Regions from separate parts of the Homo sapiens genome. Here regions 1, 3 and 4 are each linked to region 2. A link is a contact called in ENCODE Hi-C or POLR2A ChIA-PET data. All regions are on one chromosome and are shown on one strand. Each heading gives the region's core, a stretch centred on a gene start or an enhancer-like site at or near the end of the contact. The rest is flanking DNA. Distances are from core to core; before and after follow the strand shown.

The links. Hi-C counts contacts between places; a loop is a spot of excess contacts on that map. ChIA-PET counts read pairs that join two places held with the same protein, here RNA polymerase II (POLR2A). Pooled maps may share reads with other maps.
Region 1: a pooled map shows a loop between it and region 2 (7-fold over the local background). The contact joins the promoter of FAM227A here to the promoter of PLA2G6 in region 2. A Hi-C loop is called at or near these places in 8 of 50 pooled maps.
Region 3: a pooled map shows a loop between it and region 2 (7-fold over the local background). The contact joins the promoter of TOMM22-DT here to the promoter of PLA2G6 in region 2. A Hi-C loop is called at or near these places in 6 of 50 pooled maps. POLR2A ChIA-PET finds 5 or more read pairs at or near these places in 3 of 52 experiments (A673, HEK293 and MCF 10A).
Region 4: a pooled map shows a loop between it and region 2 (5-fold over the local background). The contact joins the promoter of MICALL1 here to the promoter of PLA2G6 in region 2. A Hi-C loop is called at or near these places in 3 of 50 pooled maps. POLR2A ChIA-PET finds 5 or more read pairs at or near these places in 3 of 52 experiments (AG04450, HEK293 and K562).

The regions. Positions count from the first base shown.
Region 1 is chr22:38,654,311-38,657,712 of GRCh38, reverse strand. FAM227A (family with sequence similarity 227 member A) reads left to right here and starts at 1,321. Exons shown (of 17, transcript NM_001013647.2): 1 at 1,321-1,593. It overlaps CBY1 (chibby 1, beta catenin antagonist), which reads right to left and starts at 1,075. Exons shown (of 5, transcript NM_015373.4): 1 at 963-1,075.
Region 2 is chr22:38,179,643-38,183,231 of GRCh38, reverse strand. It overlaps PLA2G6 (phospholipase A2 group VI), which reads left to right and starts at 1,402. Exons shown (of 17, transcript NM_003560.4): 1 at 1,402-1,568. RefSeq lists enhancers at 1,130-1,239, 1,156-1,450, 1,400-1,849, 2,480-2,549, 2,830-2,999.
Region 3 is chr22:38,680,163-38,683,547 of GRCh38, reverse strand. TOMM22-DT (TOMM22 divergent transcript) reads left to right here and starts at 1,692. Exons shown (of 2, transcript XR_007068097.1): 1 at 1,692-1,822. TOMM22 (translocase of outer mitochondrial membrane 22) reads right to left here and starts at 1,591. Exons shown (of 4, transcript NM_020243.5): 1 at 1,453-1,591; 2 at 1,107-1,225; 3 at 552-669. The coding sequence starts at 1,569. RefSeq lists silencers at 1,248-1,297, 1,688-1,757 and enhancers at 1,488-1,557, 604-1,803.
Region 4 is chr22:37,904,361-37,907,895 of GRCh38, reverse strand. It overlaps MICALL1 (MICAL like 1), which reads right to left and starts at 1,599. Exons shown (of 16, transcript NM_033386.4): 1 at 1,328-1,599. The coding sequence starts at 1,473. RefSeq lists enhancers at 1-460, 461-1,276, 1,277-2,092, 2,093-2,908 and silencers at 1,047-1,156, 1,267-1,986.

The DNA of each region.
Region 1 (3,402 bases), core at 72-2,571, 470 kb before region 2:
CTTCTCGGGCTTTAACTGGGCACCTTACTCATGACCGCACTAATTCTCATAACACTACAGCTGGGAGCTGTCATCCATGTATTACAGATGAGGAAGGGTCTGGATTAGCTACCTTTTAAGTCAGATCTAATAATCCACAAACAGCTCAGCTGAGATCCTGGGATTCTGGGGCATCCGCGTGCACTTGAGATACAAGCTGTCCCACTGGCCCATGGCAACCTTCTTTCTAGTGAAACTCCCAGGGCGAGCGTGCTCCGCACACAGGAAGTGAAGGGGGAGCACCTGGCTTCCAATGATCACTCTGCGGCTCACCCACAGTGGGACCCCAGCATTTATCCCCCTTGGACTTCGGCTTCTTTCTTTGCACTGAGGAATAATAATAGTACCTGGCTCACAAGATGTTATAGTGTTTTAGTGTTTATAGGAAGCTGTGCACTTGATCCTCACAACGACCCTGGGAAGAGGATCGAGTAAGTAGAGCCTTCCCAGTCCACAGATACTGATACTAATCACTAATCATTGTGTAAAGGTTTTCCGTTTGCAACAGGCCATAAAATATATTATCTTACTTTAATTCTAAGAAAACAAGGGCGGAATCTCTGGTTTTCATCGGATTCTCAAAGATATACGTGTCCCCCAAGGAGTTCAGAGGTAGCCATGTTACGCAGATGCACGGCCCCCAGGGCTGTCGGACTCAAGTAACAGCTGTCAACAAACGTTCACACGCACGATCTCATGCAATCATCTTCACGGCGACCTACGGGGAGGAATTACCGCCCCAATTCACAACCGCGGAGACACACAGAGGAGGGCGGCCACCGCCCGGGGTCGCCCGGCCTCCGTCCCCTTCCCCAGGCCCTCCTGAAGCCTCTCTCCAGGCGAGGCCCGGACGTCCTACTCAGCTCGGGCCCCCGAGTGAACCCAGGCAGCGCTGGCCGGCGACGCCGGACTCGGAGACGTACCTGACGCGTCCCAGAAGCCGGGGTCCAAGCGCTCCCCGAACCCCCAGCAAGGACTCTGTAGCCCAGAGTTACCTTGACCCACCCGCCTCCTGCCGCCTGCCCGCCACGCGCATGCGCTGCCCCGCCCGGCCTCTACCACCGAGGAAAGGGGTAACCGGCGCGGGGGTTCCCAGCGCCAGCCTGCGCCAATCCCCAGAAACTCCGTGAATCACCTCGGGATAGCAAACGGATTATACAAAGGCAGTGTCTTCTGGGGTCCTTTTCATGCCTCTAGGACCAGGACCTGCATTCACCCTCTCCACTGACACATTGGTCTGGGCCCCCGGCCCGGCTGTCACCATAGAAACGGCATCTCGCGGACAACGCGGCGGCTCACGAAGGTTCCATTGTTATGCTAAACGGGAAAGTGGAGACCGCGCCGGCGTTGCCTAGAGAACGCCTGGACTCAGAGTAGCAAAATGGGCCTCTCCCCAACTCCCCTCCTCATCCCCCAGCACAAGGCAAAGGGCACCCCTTGCTGTGAGTTTGGGGGCACCGGCTGTCGGGGGCCGACCCAGAACTTTGCGGGGTCCCCTGAGGGACCCGTGGCGGGACCGGCCCCGGGTTCGTCAAATTCCGCCGATGCTTTCAGGTAAGACGGACGGACAGACGCACCATGACCCACCTCTGGCAGCCTGCCCCCTCCCCGTGCCGTTATGGCGGCTTCTACAAGCAAGGGAAGCTGAGGCCCAGGGACTACTTAAAGGTTGCATTGTGAGGAAGGGACAGAGAACTACTGGAGAATCAACTCCAGATCTCCTAGAGTCCTAAAAGCGTGTGTTATTGGTTCCGTCTGATAAGTGCAGAAACTTAGGCCGTTCAAGGAGTTTACCGGCTGCCTAGTGGGTGTATCAGGGCATCCAGTGAGGGGCAGGACCCAGGGGTCTTTGACTCCAAGCGCAGTTCTCTTCCAACTACACCACCCTGCATTAAAAGAGGGGAGACTTCCATGTCCTAGAACTAAAATCTTCACAATCTGGCTTAGCATTGTGCAATAGAAACATAAAGCAGGCCACATATGTGATTTGGAATTTTCTAGTAGCCACATTTTTTAAAAAGTAAAAAAGAAAGCCAAGTGAAATTAATTTGAGTAATGTTTTAAACTCCATATGTCCAAAACATTACTATTTCAAGATATAATCAGTATTTCTAAATTTGCACTGCTTCCATTTAAAAATTTAATTTTTTTTTTTTTTAAGACAGAGTCTCACTCTGTTGCCCAGGCTGGGATTGCAGTGGCATGATCTCGGCCTCCCGGGTTCAAGCGATTCTGCTGTGTTCACCTCCCAAGTAGCTGGAATTACAGGCACCCACCACCATGCCCGGCTAATTTTTTGTATTTTTAGTAGAGATGGCGTTTCACCATGTTGGCCAGGCTGGTCTCGAACTCCTGACCTCAGGTGATCTGCTTGACTCGGCCTCCCAAAGTGCTGGTATTACAGGTGCGGGCCACTGCGCCTGGCCAAAATTTGAATTAATTAAAATTAAAATTTTACTCTTGGCTGTTCTATCTATGGAGTAGCCATTCTTTTATTGCTTTACTTTAAAAAAATTTTACTTTTTTTTTTTTTCGAGACAGAGTCTCGCTCTGTCGCCCAGGCTGGAGTGCAGTGGCATGATCTTGGCTCACTGCAACCTCCGACTCCTGGGTTCACGCCATTCTCCTGCCTCCGCCTCCCAAGTAGCTGGGACTACAGGCGCCCGCCACCATGCCAGGCTAATTTTTTTTTTGGTATTTATTTATTTATTTATTTATTTATTTTAGATGGAGTCTCGCACTGTCGCCTAGGCTGGAGTGTGCAGTGGTACAATCTCAGCTCACTGCAAGCTCCGCCTCCTGGGTTCATGCCATTGTCCTGCCTCAGCCTCTCGAATAGCTGGGATTACAGGCGCCCGCCACCAAGCCCAGCTAATTTTTTTTTTTTTTTTTTTTTTTGGTATTTTTAGTAGAGATGGGGTTTCACCATGTTAGCCAGGGTGGTCTCGATCTCCTGACCTCATGATCCGCCTGCCTCGGCCTCCCAAAGTGCTGGGATTACAGGCGTGAGCCACCGCGCCCAGCCTTTTGTTTATTTTTTTGAGACAGGGTCTCATTCTGTCACCCAGGCTGGAGTGCAGTGACATCATCCCCACCTCCCAAAGTATTGGGATTACAGGTATGAGCCACTGCATTCAGCCTTAAAATTTTACTTATTCAGTCACATTAACCAAATTCCAAGGACTTAATTGTCACATGTAGCTAGTGCTATTTTGATGGCCAGCACAGTCTGGGCACTTCCTACCTTTCCAGCCTCACTTCCCGCTGCTTGGATGGTACATTTTGGATGGCATATTATTTCCGCTCCCCATTTTTTCTTTTTTTTTGAGACCGAGTTTTGCTCTTGTTGCCCAGGCTGGAGTG
Region 2 (3,589 bases), core at 153-2,652:
CGTGAGCCACCGCACCCGGCCTACACGCTTCTTTTCACAAGAATGACACCCGCAACTATACTTCCCACGTAAATGGAGAGCAGTCTGGCAGATTCATCTAGACCTAGGGTTGGGTGATTATTAGGGAAAGAAAAGGTCCAACCAAGCCAGTGGGCTGAAGAGAGGACATGACCTGCTCAGTCCGAAGCAGATGTGTGACTAAAGTCTAGTCTCCTGGCTTCTCTGCAAAATACCTCATTATCGGCATTATTAACCCTAACAACTGCCATTTATTGAAATCCCACTATGTGCACGAATGGGGACCAATTTACTTCTAGATATTACAACAATCTTGTATTACTGTGCCCACTTCCTGGATGATGGGTCTGAGGTTCACAGAGATCATTTGCCCAAGTTCCTACTGAAAGTGCTAAGGTATTTCCTGAGACTGGCTCAGGGTGTGTTGCCAGACAACAATGCACACATTTTTAACACAATACTAAACTTAGTATATTATACTTATGTTAAAAATTTCGGAGCCGGGCGTGGTGGCTCACGCCTGTAATCCCAGCACTTCGGGAGGCTGAGGCGGGCAGATCACTTGAGGTCAGGAGTTCGAGACCAGCCTGGCCAACATGGTGAAACCCCGTCTCTACTAAAAATACAAAAAATTAGCTGGGCGTAGTGGCGGGCGCCTGCAATCTCAGCTACGCGGGAGGCTGACGCAGGAGAATCGCTTGAATCCGGGAGGCGGAGGTTGCAGTGAGCGAGATCGTGCCACTGCACTCCAGCATGGTCGACAGAGCGAGACTTGTCTCAAAAAAAAAAAAAAAAAGGACATGTGGTAATTCCCCTAGGGAATTTGGCCTTAGTTGTGAAAAATAAAAAAGCTATAATCAATTTCTGTTCTATCGGAAAAAAATGTATTGGCTGTTTAGCTGAAATTCAAATGTAACTTAACATCCCGTATTTTTTATATGCTACATCTGGCAACCCTGGCTTGAGGCTACCTGGCAAAAATCAAAACAGGTTCCTCCTTGTTATGCCCTATGCCTCTGTTGCCTTTATTTTTATCTTTACGAGCAATCATTAACAGTAACTTCAGACTCCAGGCTCTGGTCGCTTTAGGAGGCGGAAGGCGGACTAGGGTAGGACTCCTGGCCCTCATCAACAGGACTGCCAAGAAGCCGGGCACCTTCTGCCCCGCACAAACATGGCCGCGCCTCGCCGCCGAGGATTGGCTCCCGCCGAAAGCTCGTCCTCCTGGCTAAGGGAGCCCCTTCCATTGGGCAGTTAAAAAAAATGGCGGACCCCGCCTCCCGCCGTCCTCGGGCGCGGGGGCGGAGCCTAGAGGAGGCCTGGGACAGGGCCACCAGTGATTGGCGGAGAGCGGTGGTCAGGCCATCACGTGGCCCGAGGCCCGTTTGTTTGCGGAAGTAGGAGGAAGTAGAAGTGCTGAGTAAGCCGAGGTGAGTGACCTCGCGGGTGGGCGGGGCCTGGGGGTCCGTTCCCCAACTTCCTCGGCGCTCCGGACTCCCAAGTCTCCGCCGGACCCTCCTTTGGATATTCCTCGTGTCTCCGATTCTGAGGCATGTCCTCCATTAACCCTTATGTGACTCCCTGAGTGCCCCCACCTTCCATCTTTTCATCCCCCTGCGTCCCCAATTCCCATCCCGAGACCGCCCGTGTCTCATCTCGAACTTGTGGACCCCAGGGACCCCAGCTTCGACCCTGAGTTTCTCCCCTGAACCCCAGTCTCCTCCGTGTGTCTCCCTCAGTATCCCTAACTTCCCGAGTCAATCCATCTCTTCTCTTTCCCCGACCCTCAGTGCCTCTTTAGGCCCCATTGGCCGTCCTAATTTTCCTTCCTGTGCTCCTCTAAGTGCTCACTTGATTCCCCACTTCACGTCCGTCTCCACCTTTCGTGGTGCCTCTACTCATTTCTCACTCCCTGCTTCTCCTGCCTTTCCTCCCTGCTTTTTTTCCTTGCCTTTCCTCTCTCGCGTGCCTCCAGACCTGCCCCCGACATGCTCCCTCCTTCCCCTCAGCCTGGCCACCCCAGAGTCTCCCACCCCTAATCCTGTGTCCACCTCCTGCTCCCACAGATGACTTGGAAGCTGGTGACAGGGAGCATGTGACCAGGGTGATCATGGGACTGGGTCGGGGCAAGCCTGTGGGTGTGGGACAGGGAGGGCACAGGGCAAGGGGACCTGTGGCCGTATTTTTAATGGGCTACCCACATGACCCCAACGAATACCTCCCCCTAGCTTCTGGGTCTTTCCCTCACCTGCCTCTTACCCGCCCAACAGGATGTCAGGCAGGTTCGGTTTGGCAACGTTGAGGCTGCACCCTTGGGCTGAATGCATTGTTTTTGAATGCATTGTTTTTGTTAGAGTTTCTGCCTGGAGTTTGGAACCTGTTTTCTGTCCAAGTCTCAGTTTCCTCATCTGTGACAGGGGAACTGTACCTCCTGCCCTCGTAAGTCTGCCATGAGGTTCAAAATTTGAATGAGAAAATGTAGAAGGTAAAGCTTTATAACCAGTATGGCCCTGTACAAATACATGATTTTACTGTTGGGTCATAGGCAGAATTGAAAGGAGTGGAAAGGGAAAGGGCTAGAATGAGAAGACAAGGAGAGAAGGATGAGCAGGAGGTCCCTTGTCTTTCAGTGTATCATTTGGCAGTGTTTGTTCATCACCTCTTGTGAGTCAGGCTCTTCTGTATATGTTCTCTTCACCATTCATTCAGTCATCGTTTATCTAACAAATATTTACGGACTGTCTGATGTTCTAGGCTACCCTTGGTGTGGCCAATGATATTCTCACTTCACATGAGAAAAAGAGGGCGCATGAGTTGCTTGAGGTCACACCGATGAGGTTGAAGCTGGAATCTGACACCAGAGCCTGTGTGATTGTCCTGATGTGTAAGGTTTGCTACTGTTTAGGACACTTCTTGTTCCTTCCGTGGATTACTTTCTTGTTACATGAGAGACTCCCCAAAAGGGAGTTTCCCTCTTACTCAGCAGAATGACATCACTAAGAGATACAGAAAGGAGAAATTTAAATACTCTGTGTGTGTGTGTGTGTGTGTGTGTGTGTGTGTGTGTGTGTGTCTGCAGACATCTATTGGGTGTGTGTGCTGGGGGAAGTAGGTAGGCAAGGAGTAAGGGGCCGTAGTGAAGAGTGTGTTACAAACTTCACTTTGTAGAGGGTGGCTCCCTGGGAGAATATGTTCTGTGTCTTTCACAGTGGATTTTGATAGGGTCATGTCTTAAATGCCTCTTCTCGTTTTCGGATGGTGATCTCATCCAGTCTTATTTCTTTAAGTGCCGTCTCTATTCTGTCAGCCCACAAATTTATATCCCCAGTCCAGTCCAGACCTTTCCCTGGAATGACATACTCAAATCTAGTTGCTTACTCAGCACCTCAAACTTAGGCTTTTCAAACTTGAAGTATTTATTTATTGATTTATTTATTTTTTGAGACAGAGTCTCACTCTGTCACCCAGGCTGGAATGCAATGGCACGATCTCGGCTCACTGCAACCTCCACCTCCTGATTCTCCTGCCTCAGCCTCCCAAGTAGCTGGGATTACAAGCATGCGCCATCATG
Region 3 (3,385 bases), core at 443-2,942, 500 kb before region 2:
GCCCATGGCCTGTTAGGAGCTGAGCCACACAGCAGTAGATCAGCAGCAGGCAAGTGAGAGAAGCTTCATCTGTGTTTACTGCTGTTCACCATCGCTCACATTACTGCCTGAGCTCCACCTCCTGTCAGATCAGCAGCAGTGTTAGATTCTCATAGGAACACAAACCCTTGTGAACAGTGCATGCGAGGGATCTAGGTTGCAAGCTCCTTATGAAAATCTAATGCCTGATGATCTGTCACTGTCTCCCATCACCCCCAGACAGGACTGTCTAGTTGCAGGAAAACAAGCTCAGGGCTCCCACTCATTCTACGTTATAGAATTATTTCATTATATATTACAATGTAATAATAGAAATTCAGTGCACAATAAATGTAATGCACTTGAATCATCCAGAACCCCCCCCCCGACCCCCGGCCACCCCCAACCCACCATCCATGTAAAAACTGTGTTCCATGAAACCAGTCCCTGGTGCCAAAAAGGTTGGGGACCAATGTGTTAGTGAAATAACTTGCGTCTCCACCACTGGCAAAAAGCCCAAGGTCTGGGCTCACCTGCCGCTGCTGCAGTTGCTGCTGTTGCTCCATTTGCAACTTCTCCGTCTCAAAGACAACGGGAAGAACCAGGATCATAAAGGAAGTGGTCCCAATCCACAAGGCTGCCCTGGAAAACCTGCAGAGGAAAATCCCCAGAGGGTGAGCATGAAGACATGCAAACAAAACAGGCAAGAACTACCCAGTAACCAAACCTCTCACATTACATACTCCAATGTTTTTGATAAACGTATTCTACCCGCTCCTTACACCATACTCCTACCAGAGACAGGAGGAGCAGCTATGGTAGCTGTATCATCTAGTGATGGCGGTTTAACATTCTCCTGAGTTCTTACAAAGCTCCTTATTCATTAATTATCTCCAACAATCTGAAATAACCCCCACAACTCCCCTGCCAGGTAAGAATCCCCATTTTACAGAAGAGGAAACTAAGAAAGGATAGGGTACAAGCCCAAGGTCACCCAACACGGGTCTGCTGCTTCCAAACCCCGTGTTCTTTCACAGCACCACGACCATCCCATGCACGTACCCAGTGCCTTTGCCCTCGTTCCTTACCTGTACATTTTCTGAGCCACAAAGAGGGAAAGATCAAAAGTGGCTCCGGCCGCGGACCGGACCCTCTCCGGAAACATCTCCGTCAGGCCCCATAGTCTCTCCGACAGGGTCTCATCTAGCTGTGGTGGAGTAGACGCGGGTCTTAGCCGAAAAAGCGACATCCATTCCTGGCCCCGCTGCGGCACTGGGAGCCGCCGAGCCCCACTGGAGCTAGGGCACCCAGGGCCCAGCAGGGCCCCTAACCCCGCCTCCCAAAGCAGCCGCTTCGCTCCGATCCCGTACCACGCGGATCCCACACCCACGAGCGGGCCCGCTTCCCGCTCTGCACCCCGCGAGGCCCTAGTACCTCCTCATCGTCGTCCTCCTCCAGCTCCTCCTCAGGCTTCTCCGCGTCGCCTTTCGGGAGCAATTCGTCCGGGGACTGGGGTTCCCCTGCACCGGCAGCAGCGACGGCGGCAGCCATGACTGTAGGGGACACCGGAAGCGGAAAGGAGGTGAGCGCAGCCGAACGGCGGACAGAGCTGCTTTTCCGGGAGCCGAGGCGCGAGCCGGGCGAGAGCGGCGCCCTCTAGCCCCGGGTCCTCCAGTGCCCGCAGCGGGTCCGGCAGCCCTGGCCTTATCCGGGCGTCGGGGCTTCGGCGGGCATTAGCAGCAGCTGAGAGGCCTGTGAGAGGTTCTGGGGCGCCACCGCAGTCATTCTGTTCAGCGGGTATAGGGTGAGCTCAGAAACTTGCTTGTTTTTCTTTTTTTCAAATGCGTTGTTTTAATTCCAGGTAATAGAGTTCAGGGGAGAACAAAGATCAAAGGGCTGACTCTGGCAAGATTCTGGGGGCTTGTTTTACTTTAAGTTCACAGCTAAGGTAGGAGTGGCTGAGTGAAAACAACTCAAGAGATGATGAGCCACTGTATTTTTTTTTTTAACAAAAGTTTATTCTTAAATTTACAACAGGCTCCAAGACAACACTTTATTCGAGCATAGGTGGCCAAAGATGTGGCCGGGAATAGAGATGTTTAAAGACGAATGGAGTCAGGCCCACCATCACCGCAGGCCCAAGGGACAGTGGAACAGGTCGCTTTTTGTAAGATTTTAGCTTTTTGTTGTTGTTGTTGTTGTTGGTTTTGTTTTGAGACGGAGTCTCGCTCTGTCGCCCAGACTGGATGGAGTGCAGTGGTGTGATCCCGGCTCACTGCAAGCTCCGCCTCCCAGGTTCAAGCGATTCTCCTGCCTCAGCATGCACCACCAACCACGCCCCGCTAATTTTTTGTATTTTTAGTAGAGACGGGGTTTCACCATTTGGCTAGGCTGGTTTTGAACTCCTGACCTCAAGTGATCTGCCCGCCTCGGCCTCCCAAAGTGCTGGCATTACAGGCATCAGCCACCGCACCTGGCCTATATATAGTTATATATTATATATAATATATATTTTATGTGTGTGTATATATATACGTATATATGTATATATATGTATATATGTGTATATATGTATATATGTGTATATAGGTATGTGTATATATGTATATATATACATACGTATACATATATACGTATTATGTATATATACATACACACATATACACACACACACACACACACACATACATATATATATAAAGACAGGGTTTCACTGTGTTGCCTAGGCTGGTCTTGAACTCCGAGACTCAAGCAATCCGACTGCCTCAGCCTCCCCAAGTCCTAGGATTACAGGCCTATGCCACTGCGCCCCACCTTGCCGGATTTCTTAATTCGGCCTGTGACCAGGGCCAAAGATTTATCTTCCTTGTCCATCTCCTTGGCCTGCTTCTTGGGCTGTTTTAGAGAGACACTGATCCAGTTTCGTTTTCCTGAGCCATGTTTTACTTGGTAGGAATAAATTAGTGTCTTGCAGGTCTTTTGGGAAAACATCAGGTAAATCTTCCCTATGTACCAAACAAAGGTAAGAGTTAACACCTAAATACCAGGTGCTCTGGTGCCTGTGGGTGTGGGTGGGTGCGGTGTGTCCTCCTTTAATCTTCACAGCAGCTCACTGGGGTAGGCACTGTTATCCCCATTTTAGAAATGAGGAAACTGAGGCATAGTACATAGATTTCTAGTAAGTAGGTGAGCTGGTCAGAAAGTATGCAGATATAAATTTTTGTTTGAGTTTGTGTGTTTGTTTTTGAGATGGAGTCTTGCTCTGTCGCCCAGGCTGGAGTGCAGTGGCATGATCTCAGCTCACTGCAACCTCCTGGGCTCAAGCGATTCTCCCGCCTCAGCCTCCCAAGTAGCTGGGACTACAGGT
Region 4 (3,535 bases), core at 350-2,849, 280 kb after region 2:
CCTGGGCAACCAGGCATCAACCTTGTGCTTCCATTAGTATGGGTGTCACATGCCCCACAGCGGGCAGGGGCCCACCTACATGACCACCTCATCTTGTTCCCTTCTGTATCCACAGCCCCAAAACCCTCTCCTCCAGGGCCCAAGCCACCACCCACAGACACGGTACTGCAGGGTACATACAGGTAAACCAGGTGCACCTGCATCATGGAATCCTGAGGCAATCCCTTAGAAGCCTTCCCACATGCTGCCCTCGGACAGTGCAAATCTGGAGGTGGAACAGGCACAGAAAGCCTCCATCTGCCAGGCTGGGGGAGCCCTGGCAAGAGGGCTGCATGCGAAAGGGGTAGGGACCAGAACTCTCCTCCCTGATTCACAGGTGAGACCTGAAGTGCAAGGAATGGCACCAGATAAACTCACCCAGTGTTTTAGGAATGAAGGGACGAAAGGAGGAGAGGTTCCAGGGCTCAAGGCAGAGAGAGCAAAGACAGAGGCTCCAAGTCAACTGTTCCGGGGAGTCTGAATGCATTTTCCCATGAGAACCTCATTGGGCAGCTCTGGGCAGGAAGGGGCCATTTCACAACCTGCAGCACCCGGTTGGTGTCTATCAATCGGATCCTAGGAGTCTTCCCAACATTGCCGGCCTGTGACTCCTCTTGCGCGCCCCACCTGCGTGCCCCACTGAGGAGGGCTGCAGGGCCATCGAGCACACACCCGGGAGGCAGGGCTGCGTCCTAAGTTGGGGGGCGTGGGGAAAGCACAGGGTCTGTACATCCATTCATCCAACACCTGTTAGCCGAGGTCTCCTCTGTGCCGGGAACTGTGCTACTGTCCGGAGACAAGCTCCTATTTGGGGGTCAGAGAAGTGGGGGTTCACCTGCACACCCGGAGCAAGGGGCCACCCCGAGTGGGAAGCCTCGGGGGAGAGGGGAGGCCCGGCGAGCCCGTGGAGAAGAGTTTAGGGTAGGAGAGGCCCAGGGCCCCCAAAGAGGGCTCAACACCCCTTCAAAGAGGTCAAGGGCTTAGGGGTTCAGCGATCCTCGGCGGAAATCAGCGCTTTGTGGGCGGGGCCAGTGTCCCCGCGGAGGGACCAGCCTCGGGGGAGAGTTCGGGATCCCACGGGCGGGGTCAGGGCGGCCGGGCGGGGGAGGGGCGCCCTGGGCCGGGGTCTCAGGGACCCGCCCGGCGTCCGGGGCCGTCGGGGGGGTCGGCGTCTCCGTGTCCGGGGGCGGCGCCTGTCACCGCCCGGGCTTCGTGTTACTGAGGGGGGGCGGCGGTCGCGGCCCCAGCCCGCCCCGCGCCGCCCGCTCGCCCGGGGCCCCGCACTCACAGCAGGTCGGGCCGGTGCCGGTGCAGGATGGCGCAGAAGGCCAGGCCGTCCCGGAAGGAGCTGCTCAGGTCGCGGATCTCCACGCCGCGGTAGCCCTCGCACTGGCGGCGGCACCAGGCCAGCAGCGCGCCCCGCGGCCCAGCCATGACCCCGCGGCCCGCCCGGCTCCGGCTCTGGCTTCGGGGCCCCGGCTTGGCCGGGACGGCGGCCGCCGCGCGGGCCCGGTTTCCGGCTGCGGCTGCGGCTCCGAGCTCGGGCGCCGACCGGCAGGCGAGGGGAGGGGCGGAGGCGGGGCCGCGGTGTCCTCGCTCGGGCGCCCCGCGGCCCTGCCCTAACCTGCCCGAGCAGCGCCGCCGCGTGGCCCGGCCCGGCCGGCCGCCGCCTACTCCGCGCTGCCCGCTCGCCTCATTGTGGGCCGGTCGTGGGAGCGGGCGTCCCGCCGCCTCCGTCCGCGCCGGAGGCGCGCCCCACCCAGCAGCAGCTCCGCCTCCAGTGCGGAGCCCACCCCTACCAAGACGGGCCGGCGCCCCATCGCCCGCCCCTCGACGGCGCCGGGCTCCCGCTGCTCCACTGGGTGCCCGCGAAGCCCCCGCACCCGCCGCAAGCGGACCACTCCCCACGATGACTTCACCGCCGCGGCCGCCGCCGCGCCACCCACCGGGAGCCCTCCACCCTTTGGAGGCGGGACACCTCGTGCTCCCATCCGGCCTCCTTCCCGCTCCTAATGACCGCAAATCCCCCCTTCCACCCCTAGCTTGAAACTTTGGGGAGGCAGTTCCCCTGCAGACCTCAGAGCACCCCCCCCCGGATAGCCACCAGCTTCCCTCATCCCGGCTCCCCACCCTAAAGCACCGCTGAGCTGGAAGTTGTCATGTCCACCATCCCCTCCCCCATAGCTTGGCAGGGAGACCCATGCGCCCCTCCGCCACCTTTGGTCCAGGTGTCCCCTAGGTGATTCACTGAGCTCCCCTCAGCCCCTGTGTAAGCTCAGGGATCTCGTCCCTCCCCACTGCGGCCTGCCGGGTCCCCTCAGCCATGGTTAGTGTGGTGGTGGTTTGAGTTCCTATGGGAAGGACCTAGGCCAAGGAGGCCCCTGCCTGGGAGGCATACAGGCAGTTTGTATCTGGCCCTGGAACCTCCCCAAGGCTCATTCTCTATCTTTGCCGTCTTCAAAACCCCCGCCAGCCAACCGACCCTTCCAGCCAGCCAACCCTTCCAGCCAGCCGACCCTTCCGCAGAGGCCCCTCCTGACTCTCCCACAGATGAATCAGCCTCCATCTGCTGCAGAGGTGGTGATGTCACCCTGACCCATGCAATAGTTAGCTGGAGTGGGTATTTCGCTCCCTCCCAAGGGAAGGAACAGGGTCTTAGTCATCTTCATCACCCCTGAGCACTCAGGGGAGTGGAAAGATCAGGCATTTTGGAGCCCTATTAACCCAATCTCCAATCCTGGCTTTCCCCACTCCCTTAGTCATGTGATCTTGTGCCTCCCTGGACCTCAGTTTCCACGACTTAAAAATGGAGATAATACCTGCTTTACAAGGTGGCTGAGAGGATTAAGATGTAAAGTGCCTTACCCTTTAGTTATCACTCATAAATTCTATTGACTCCTGGTACTTGGTAAACATGATGAAATGGACTGAAATATTTTGTACCCAGATTGTCATCTGGGCCATTCTGGGTAAATTATCAAGGAGAGAGGCCGACTTAGGGAATTCTACCTCTTCAAAGTCCACTGAGTCCCAGTCCAGAATACTGGCCCAGGGCCTGGAGAACCCAGCTTGCCAATCTGGGCTGGCCTAACACTCCTGCAACTGGAAGGCCGCCATCTTGGCTCAGTATATGGACTCTCAGGCCACCTAGGAAGAGCATGGCCAGAGTGCCTGGCTAGCCCTCTGGACTTCTCACCAGCCCTGAGCTGCCAACTCCTGCCCTGTCCCCTGTGGGATAACAGTGGCAGGAAAGCAGGATTCCGGATGCTTTTTATGAAATCAGGGACTTGGGTTCAGGATCCTGACACCAGCATCCACCTAGGCCTTCAAAGACCACCCAGGACTCTCATTAAAACCTAAGGGGGGCGGGGTTGGGCACCATGGCTCATACCTGTAATCCCAGCATTTTGGGAGGCCGAGGCAGGTGGATCACCTGAGGTCAAGAGCTTGAGAACAGCCTGGCCAACATAGTGAAACCCCGTCTGTACTAAAAATA